2 separate regions of the Homo sapiens genome follow, and region 2 is linked to region 1. A link is a loop called in an ENCODE intact Hi-C map of the cell type or tissue named here. Cell type or tissue: sigmoid colon. All regions are shown on one strand. Region 1 overlaps TTC7B (tetratricopeptide repeat domain 7B). Region 2 overlaps TTC7B (tetratricopeptide repeat domain 7B).

Region 1 (5,000 bases):
TTGTCTCTTCCAGCTCCTGGCTTTGCCAGACACTGTAAAGTCCCAGGCCGTGAGAGCTCACTTGTCACTGCTATTGTGAGGGAGTTTTTGCCAGACCCTCTGATTCCTTTGAAACATTTTCTTAGTATTTGGCCAGAATATAGAATTTTAGGTCTATTTCACCACTCATCATTTATTGGGTTTCTGCCCTGTGTATCTATCACTAGGCGCTGTGGCCCTGGCTTAAAACCTTCAGGATCATGTGTGTAGTAATAGTGAATTCCTCAGCAGAAAAGTGATGTATACTGAGCACCTGAGCAGAATGGGTGGGCTCCTGGAATCAAAAGATCTTGAGGGCTCGCGTCCCCTTCCCTCGTTTTATACATGAGGAACCTGAGGCCTAGAGCAGGCGGAATGCGTGCATCACGCAGTGGTCTCCTGTTCCTGCTAGGAGATTGTACTGCCCCCTCCCCATAGTTGTCACCGCTTACCGCCAACCCCCGGGGCAGCCCAGGGGAGAGAAGGGAATCATAACTAAAGCAAGAGAAGGCATTTCCCTTTTTGCCCTCCCCACACATACTGTTTAATGGGAGGTATAAAATGGACTCAGGTGAGTATAGACATGGGGTCTGAGCATAATAACGTACATGCGCGGAGAGAAGGAGGGTTCAGAAGAGGCCAGAACTCATGAGAGGGCAGCTTTCTTGCCTTTGATTAAAACTTTGAATGGTCCACTGATGTTTACAAGAGCAAGTCTGCTTGAGTTACCACCTCTTTTGATCTGGAGGCTCTTTGGTGTCATTGGGCTTACTTCCTCTCAAGGAAGCAGGTTGCCCGATAGTCAGCTGATAACTTAGGGTGGTGTCATTTACATTCTCTACTTGCCTTGGTGCAATCAGGGAAGCACATAGGTGAGCAGGCTGGCACTAGGTGGCATTCAAGTGAACGAGTCTCCACAGGCTTCCCCACCGGGTCATCCATGGAGCCAGCTCATCTTGGCCTCCTGGTCAGCATTCCCTCATCCCAAGTTGGGTCCTTGGCAGGTAGTTCCCTTTGGGCAAACTTGGTTGGTTATGGTGTAAAAGTTCTGAAAGCATGATGACTGTACATTTTAGATTACCTGGACAATTCTGATTGAAAACATTATGTTCCACTGTCAGATGATGTGTTCCAGTCTGCAATTTGGAAAACATGGCCACCTCTCTAAAATGCTTGCACTAAGTGGAGATGTCTTTGGAATGATATCTCCAACTCTCCTGCTTCTTAATTGAAGTGATAGAAACTAATAATACTCAAACATTGAGATCCCTTTGAGACAGTCAGATTTGGCTCTATGGTATGTAATTGCCAGAAAAATCTCTTCAGGGGATGTTGAAATCCAGTGATGTCATCAGTGGATATGAAGGATGAGGTTTCTAACCAAAATGATTATGTTCTTCCTGTAAATCATTTCAGAAAATGTAGGTAGAAATCTAAATGAAATTGCCTTTGGAAGCCTTTTTTCCATATCCTTTGACTTCTCGATTGTTTAGTTTTTAGACAGAAAATGAATGTGCTCAATTTCAAAACCAAAATGAAAATTGCTGTGTTTTTTGGATGTCAGAAAATTGTGTTCTTTGTTGGTACTGACTTTAATTCAGAAGCATGAATTTGTCCGTCGCTTCTCCACCTACAAGGTATCATTTAGAATTGTGCTGTTTTCTAACTACAAATCAAATTAGTTTCCCCTAGGAGAATGGGATTATAAGAACTTGATTTGCAGAACTACCACTGAGGCAATATTCTGGGATATTTATTATTTGTGGGTCTGTTTGAGGTTCTATATTGTACCTTTTTAATCAAAAGATACTGATACTTTCTCTAAAAATGAAAAGAATGCATTTAGTATAACTTGAAAGTCTCTCATAAATAGTATGTTTGTTTTGTTCTCTTCCAGGCATTGGTCTCAGTATGGAACATATATAGCAAATAAATAAAATGAGACCATTTGCAACAGGCCCCTGTTTCCTTCAGAGCTGCTTTTTTTGGGCTCAAGAGGGACTCCTAACAAGAAAAACTTAGAATGAAATCTTCAAAAGCAGGCTTGTTTCCGTAAGAGATGACTCACTTTGTAGGAAGTGGCCTGTCTTATATATTCTTATTTGTCTTTGACATTTAACAGCAAGGAGTTTTAAAGTGAGTAAGTACTGATGGGTGGCTAAAAGTAAATGCCTTGGACTCACACACAAAGAAAATGCATTTTGTCTCATTAGTGAGAGGGAAGGTGTGTGTGTGGCCTTTCTGAATGTCAGGGGGAAGATCAACGTCAGCCTGCCGGGACAAGTGACCCCGGAACCTCATGTACCACTTTCACAGGAAAGACTGGGGGGGCCTTTCTCTGCTCCTACAGACAGATGGATCTGCAGACTTCTGTTAATTAGCAGAGGGAAAAAGGCAGGCGAAATCTAACTTTGTTGATTCTGAACTTCCTATTAGGGAAAAGAGGAAAATGAGCTAGCTGTTGAGTCTCAGACATGTGATATATTTGGAGGAATCTGTAGAGAAATTAAATTTTAGAAGTAATGGAAACAAGTTGCTGTAAAGAGCATTTGATTTCTGGATAGATGAGATTAATAAGTTTGAATGTGCCTGATGTATTTCTGTGCTAAGCATAGAAAATTGACGGTGTTCTCTTGAGTCCTCTGTGTTAATATCTTTTAAAGTAAAAATCTGCTTTCTTCTTGTTTTCTCTTATATATCTGTGTTGTGCTTCCTTAAACAAGATTGAACTCATCTTTGTGTTCTGTTCCAGTGAAGATGTCATATAGGGATTTGAATGTTGCTTGGTGATAGAGGAAAAGTAAGATATATCTCTGTAGGACTCATGGAACTTGATGACACAATTGGGTGTTGGGAAATGCAGGGCTGGGAATTTTCTCCCACTCTTTAATGTAGAGCAGAAGCAGGATTCACGAGTGAGGTGCAGCAGGGCCTCACTTGATGGATGATTCGGCTGCTCTAGAGCGCAGCTGCGTCTTCTATGAGGCTGGCTATGAACCCGAGGCCAGGGAAAACTTTGTATCGGCTGCCAAGGCTTCCTCCAGATGCCTGTCGACAGGTACAGGTGCCCTCTAGGTTCACACTTCCAGGACTTCAGTGTTTGGATCATCCCGTATATCATGTTCTGCGGTGCCCAGGGGATTTTGAATAAATAACCCAAGATGACAGGCCTCTGCTCATTCCTACCCTTGTCTCCATTCCCTTCGCAAATTGGTAGGGGCAGGAGGGCCTAGGTGGACTCCCCGCCATGCAGCACTAGGTTCTCTCTCCATCTGCTTCTCTATTCCATGTTTTTTCAGGCCAACCGGGACGCTGTGCTGAGCAGGATACCTGAACACAAGAGTGACCGCCTCATCAGTCTGCAGAGTGCATCTGTGGTCTATGACTTACTCACCATTGCTCTTGGAAGAAGAGGCCAGTATGAGATGCTGTCAGAGGTACAGCTGCTGAGTCTGGTTGACATCCAGGTGGTGGGTGGCAGTTGCACGGTGACCCCAGGGAAGCGCTGTGAGACCTGGTCCTGGGCCCCCCTCTATTAGTGGCAGCCATGTGATCTTGGGCCAGTCACTTAACTTTGGTTTTCTCCCCTGTAGAATGGGCCTTGGGCTAAATGATTAGGTGGTGGAATTGATCTAGTCTTTTACCATGAGAGTTCCATAACCCACCAGGCTGTGAGTTTGTGTGTGAGGGAAGGCAAACATTTCTCAAGCAGTTTCTCTTTCCACCAACTGAAAATCTCCCATCTGTGATATTAATTTCCTCATAGAACAGGTTTCCTTTAAAGTATCAATGTGTACAGTGAAATCGCCAGTGGCCTGACAATTTCAGGCACAGTGTGTTATGTTAGCTGGTATAGACCGTTTCATATAAAGGAGACAGTCTTCTTTCAGAGTCTTTTGCTTGTTCAGAAGGGACCCTCGTGGATTTCAGATCTTGTGCAAGGTACTGTCATCTTCTCACTCCCTCAGTTTCTAAGAAACGCTTAGGATGGAGGCTTGCCTCTTTCACAGTTTCAGGAGAAGCTGGTTCATCCTGGGCTATGGTTATGCATTATTAGGTTCCTGCCCAAAATATCAAATTCTACCATGGTAAGGCTAAATAAATAACAAGAAGATCACTTTATCTTTTCTTTAGCAAAATAGAGAAAAAAAAATCCCTATTTTTTAAAAGGAACTTTTCCATGTTATTTATCTTTCTCTTTCTAAATTTATACCCATTGCAACAGCCTCTGGGCACGAGGACAGGGAATGAAATACAGTAACAGATTGGCTGAAATCAGATAAGTGCCCGACTCACCCTCTAGCCTGCCAGTGCATCGCCACATTAGGCAGGAACCTTGGGGAAACAGATGAGCCTGTGTGGCTTGAATCTTTTTTTAGTCCATGGTTTGGTGACTCTACAGGGCAGTGGTTACTCAGCCTCACAATCTGGCCTGACAAAGCAGTGTGTGCAGATGCCCCCACCACATGCGGCTCAGCCCCGGGACTCAGTCCAGGCTTAGGATTGGCCTAGGTTGCTCATCACTAAATGGATCGAACCTCTCCCGGTACCTTGATTTCCTGGACCCCCCTTCTCCCCACCACCTAAGTTCCTGTCAGCTGTGTCCACCACAAAGCCTGTCACTGGGGACCATGCCACCCAGCTCACAGTTGAATTCCTTTAAGGTGAATTCGTTCCTCCAGACAAAACACATTATCACCTCTCTAGGTTCAAGGATGACAGTGGTACGCACACATCTACTTCCATCCTATTGGGTAGCAATGTTGCCTTTCCCCAGCTCGAAATCTCCTAGGTCCAAAACAAGAGTGAGGAGCTTGAGGTGTCTGGCCCTGTTGACTGGCTGGGTGGTCTCTGCCCCTGGGCTTCCCATTGTTCTGTGAACGTTCTAGGGGGTGGTCATCACCCTGGTGGTTTCCTCTGCAAGCTGTGGCTCCGGGGCCTGTGCCTGCTCCTGGCACAGAATACTAGGACCTTGTTTTCAC
Region 2 (5,000 bases), 130 kb after region 1:
AGAGCATCATATTGTCTCTTTTGAAATGTCCTCCCTCATCCTCCTGCCAATAAGCCTTGCTCTGTGGCAGATGCTGGGACTACACACATGAATGACTGAGGCTCTGGGGCAGGACCCACAGCAAACCAGCCCCTCCAGTCCCGAGCCTTGAGCGAGGGCAAGAGCGTGGCTCGAGTGACAGCCTGTGCCACTGAGTTCCCCGCACCTGGCACAGCACCAGGACATTGGTGCCAGAACACCCACAGGCGCTCAACGAGTGTTTGTAGAGGGGAGGAAAGAACTAGAAATGGCTTTGGTTGGAGCAGAGTGAACAAAGCCCCACCCCCGGAACCCGAACACCCGGATGCTGTTCCTTACTCACGTCCGTGCTCTTGGCAGGACACTTACCCTCTCCGGGCTTCTGTTTGCCCTCCTGTCAAATAGGATGGCTGGTCCTTTGGGGAATGCTCTAATGCCCTGCTCACTGCAACCCCGACCACCCTCTGGACACCTGCCGCAGAGTGGGTGGGGGACTGTGGGGCTTTGGGGCTCAGAAGCTGCTGGCAGATGGGCTGCGGTCCGTCTCCGGATGTCCCACCGATTGCCAGCAACGGTTCTCTAAAAGCCACCACAGTCTGTGGATATGTCAGCACCAATGCTGAAGCACCCAGTTTCAAAGAAATTAGGCCAAGGGGAAATGGGGGGCCAAGTCTGTGAGATTCACGCAAGGCTGATCAAGCCCTTTGGCTTCTGGCCAGGCTGCCAGCACCCTAGGTGCTGGCGTTTACTGCCTGACAGCCCATTACTCTGCACTGCTAATTGCAGAATAAGCTCCTCCAGAATATTCCAGATCATCCTGGAAGAAAGCAGCTTTAAGAGATTCTGCCAGTCAGACGCTTTAAAAAGAAGACAAAAGTCAAAGCCGTGCTCATATTTTCCTGGGGCTTAACGGAGCCTTCATCTGGACCCACAGCCAGGTCTCCTTCGAGGAGCTATGTTAAGCAGCAGAATTCAGGGAGGTGGGGAGAGTGGGCGGGAGGTCTGAATCCGCCATGCCTCCAAGGCCCCAGAGAGGGAGCGTGCGCTGTTCTGGAAGCTTTCTTCCTATCCTGAAGGCCCATCAAGTGGAAAGAGAACGGGGCTTTTCCACGTGGTTCCAGAAGACTCAGAGAACTTCAAAGTGTGGGGATTCGATGAAAAGGACAATGAGGGCTCCACATTTAACCAACAGTTCAGACTGTCCTCTCATGGTGTGGGCTGCCCGGGGAAATCACAAGCTCCTGGTCCCTGGAGGGGGTGCTGCCCATGAGGGACAGCAGCAGGGGCTGTGCATCGGAGAGCCGAGGCCCAGGCATCCCCCAAACCCTGAGGAGTTCTGCTTCCATAGCTGGTTGGCAGTTGGCTTAGAAAAATAAGAGGTTTTTTTGAAAAAATGAGTATTTTTCCTTCTGAGTTGAGTTCAATGCTGGAAAGGCCTAAACCCCAGAAGGTGCATTTCTCCAGATAAAATGTCTGACCTGGAAAAGGGGCCCCATGATAGCGCAGCCCCTGCCGCCATCAGCTGTTCCGGGTGAGCAGAGGTGCTGCACCTGGGGCTGCCTCTGGCTGTGCTGCAGCCCTTGGTCCCCCCAGTGCTCTGAGAGGGCATGCTGGGGGTCTCCCCTGCTCCCTCCTGGAATACTCGGCACACTCCCTGAGGAAGAGCCCCCTGGGGGCATCTGGCCTGCGCCTAGACCACAGGCCCCGTCCCTGCCCCAGACAAAAGCATCACTCCCCTTCCTGAGGTTCTTTGGGCCTCAGTCTTTTCTCTGGGGCTCCACACCCCTATGTCTGACTGGGACTGGCTGCTGGTAACTGGGGGCGTTTGTTTGGCTAACTTGAAGGGAGTGAGGAAGCAGCCACCCCGTTTCGGTTCTGACATTTGAGCAGGGAGGTGGCAGCCATGGGGACTGGAGGAGATTTGCCTTCCGTGTTCGACCCCAGGCCCAAGGGAAAAGGTGTCCGGCCTGGGGGCCAGGCTCCCGCTCACATCTTCTGGAGCTCTCCTCCTTCATCTGAGCTGGCTTCTGTCAGAAGGACGCCCTTCTTAAGGCAGCATGTCCCCAGGAGCCACACTGCAGGTACCTTCCCTCCTCCTGCACTGCCCTTCTGTGTGGGTTCCTGGACCAGCACGTCAGCGGCCTTTGTGGATCTGGAGGTGAAGTGGCCACACGAATGTTCTATCCCCACCTGAGAGCCTGGGGGTGGGCAGGATTGGAGGCCACCTGGTGACAGCAGCAGCCATCATGTCACTGGGGAGAGGGCCTTGTGCAGGCTCCGGCCACCTGCTGTGTATGAGGCTTAGATGGGCACGGGCTGTCAGGAAGACCTAGGGTTGGCCTTTGGGGAAACTGGGTCAGTGCTGAGTAAAATGGGCCAGATGAGTAAACCAGCCCCACACCTGCCCCTGCCCAGAACTTGTGACCTGCTGACAGGAAGGTGGGCCTGCCTGGTGCCCAGAAGGTCCTTCAACTTGCTCTTGACTGGCCCGGTGAGGGGCTGAGTGAGTGGCAGCGTGTGAGTCCCACCCCACGGTGGAGCTCTGACGGGCAGAGGTGTGCAGGAGGTGTGGGGCTGTGGGGCTGGGGATGCCTCCCCTCAGCCAGAACACCAGGACCTGGCCCCTGTGGAGCTTCTGGCCTGGGGAGGCCAGCCTTCTGGCTGGTGTCATTAGCCAAGACACACACACTTGGCCCCCTGGCAAACTGGTGCCATTTCTAAGCACTGAGAACAAACAGAAATGAAACACAAAACAGAGCCCCATAGAGACCAGGCCTCGCCCAGAGCTTCTAGAATCCAGGTGGAAAAGCTGGCACAGCCCCCACCCCACCCACGCATGTTTTCAGTTCCTTTTCAAGGCATTGTTGGAAAGCGGGGTGGGGCTCAGGGCTGCCCCCTCAGCTGCACCCACAAAATGCTTGTACTCAAAACTGACAGTGCCTCTGACACTTGCCAGAGAAGAAAGGGCCGCCCGGGAGGAAAGGAGGCAGGGCAGCCCTCAGCTCTGTGTTCCTGAGCTGCTCCAAGGAAACCCTTTCAAAGCCAGTCTCCTGTGGGCTTCTCAGAGTGGTACTGGTTTGCAGTCTATTTATATTTTGATTTAAAAGAAAAATATTTTTGAAAACACTACCGCTGCCACCCTGCTTCCCTCTGATCAATGGCATCCTCTAGAAGGAAAATTCAAATTCCCGAGAAGTGGTGACTCACATGTGCTGGTGTTTCTCATTTCATGCCTACATTTCAGCGAATGCAGACGGCCAGACCAACTGTGCTGCAGCTTATGGGAAGGGGCTGGAGCTCTTGTGGGGTCCTCATTTTCCTCAGGTCAGGGAACCCACTCTTAGAGGCCTGGTGGGCTTCCAGAAAGCCTGGTCTACCATGGACATAGCCCCTGACAGGACAAGCAGAAAGCAGCTAGGGTCAAGGGCAGAGTTGGAACACTGTAATCGGAGTCTAAAACTTGGAGGCTGGCCCTGGGCCAGGCCCTGCACCAGGCTTTCCAGACTCAGCCCTTCAGGAGCCTGCTGTCTAGCCCCACTCTGTGTCCAGCAGGGTCAAGGCCTTCAGCAAGGCTGTTCTCCTCTCTGGCCCTCTGTTTTCTCCTCTGTAAGAGTGTTGGCTCTGCGGGTGGGTTCTGGGATTTTCTTAGAGAGCAGTGTCAGATCTGTGGTGTACGAGCAAATAGCCTGAGGGGAAGCCATACAGCCCACTGGGCTCAGCTGGGAGCAGGGCATCTTCTCCCAGGGGGTGCTCGCATCCCCCAGAGACCATCATGCTAATGCTCTGTAAGGAGAGGAGGCTCTGAGTATGCTGGCCTGACTTGGGAGCATAGACAAGGGTGACCTGAGGCCAGAGCTTTCTTTGGGACTTCTCCTTCCCTACTACCCCACAGCATCCCACACCATCCCTCCTCCATCCCTCCATCTATCCAGCAAGCATTCCCCAAGAGCCTCTTCTGTACCAGGCCCACTCCAGGTGCCGTACATGCAAAGACAAATCATGGTGGTCCTTGCTGTTAAAGAGGGAGATGGAGGTGAAGAGTCAGCCAACTACTGGCATCACGGAAGGGCCCCCCCTCCTCTCGGAGTCACTAATAGTGTCAACTGAGGAATCAGTAGGTTCATACATTTGCAGAAGAGACTTCATTTCTTACAAAGGATTGCAGCCTTCAGGGTGGCCATCTTGACTGGCTGGGAAATGTAGCCTCAGGCAGAGACCAAAAGCAAGCACTTTGAGAGAGGGGAGGGTGGAACAGGGATTTATGTGGAACTGGTTGGCCAAGTATACATATTCAACAGGTTATAGGAGGAGCTATGAATATTCACAAAAGGGGGATGTGTGCATGTGTGTGATAAGCAAATACGCAAATTACATGCATCCCATGTTCACTTTAGGGTGGAGACATAACATTTAGGTGCATTACAGTTCGGTCCTATACATCAACAGATGAGGCAGGGGCAGGAAGACACACAGTGCTCAGCCTCTTACTAAACCAGTCAGAACCAGCCTGTGGTTGGTGGTCTCTTGTCCCGTCAAAGCTGCAGTTGCAACCTGTGGAATGGGAGCTCAGTTAGGGTCTGGGGTAGGTGAGCTGCAATTGTTTCAATATTGCTTATCTCGAGGCCAGTGCTTGTTTAGCTGCTAGAGAAAAGAAAAACCTTGTGGCAGTTAGAAGGCGGTGTATTCTTTCAGGGATATGTGACTTAACCCTTGCCTGTCGTGGTCTTAGTTCTGGTTTATGATTTGGTATCTTATTGCACAGCGAGTCTGTTCCATCAGTCTTATGATCTCTAGTTTAACAATGGTAATGAGAACAGCCATAATCCTAATATTGCTGAGAGCTGCCACCCACTGAAGGCGTACAAATATGCTGGGCGATCTGCTAAGTGCCTTGCAAACTCTGACCTCATTTAGTCCTTACTAAACGAGTTAGTCCAACTAACTCCCCCGTTTGGTTAGTATTTCTCCCCCTTATGCAGATA

Evidence for each region. Hi-C counts contacts between places; a loop is a spot of excess contacts. Peaks named below come from ENCODE experiments on the same cell type or tissue, not always from the same donor. Only the 100,000 strongest peaks of a DNase experiment are listed, where the experiment ranks them.
Region 2: a loop joins it to region 1, with 3 times the contacts of the local background. A loop is called at or near these places in 4 of 110 quality-filtered maps.

What each region holds. Positions count from the first base shown.
Region 1 is chr14:90,674,978-90,679,977 of GRCh38, reverse strand. TTC7B (tetratricopeptide repeat domain 7B) reads left to right here. Exons shown (of 20, transcript NM_001010854.2): 9 at 3,318-3,455. Among named protein-coding and RNA genes, the nearest start is that of TTC7B-AS2, 20 kb to the left of the region's middle. In sigmoid colon, no CTCF peak of the experiment used is centred here; DNase peaks (open chromatin) are centred at 2,967 and 4,367; H3K27ac peaks cover 311 bases.
Region 2 is chr14:90,549,756-90,554,755 of GRCh38, reverse strand. The region is part of intron 19 of TTC7B (tetratricopeptide repeat domain 7B); the gene reads left to right. Among named protein-coding and RNA genes, the nearest start is that of TTC7B-AS1, 90 kb to the left of the region's middle. RefSeq lists a silencer at 390-552. In sigmoid colon, no CTCF peak of the experiment used is centred here; DNase peaks (open chromatin) are centred at 120, 290, 725 and 2,935.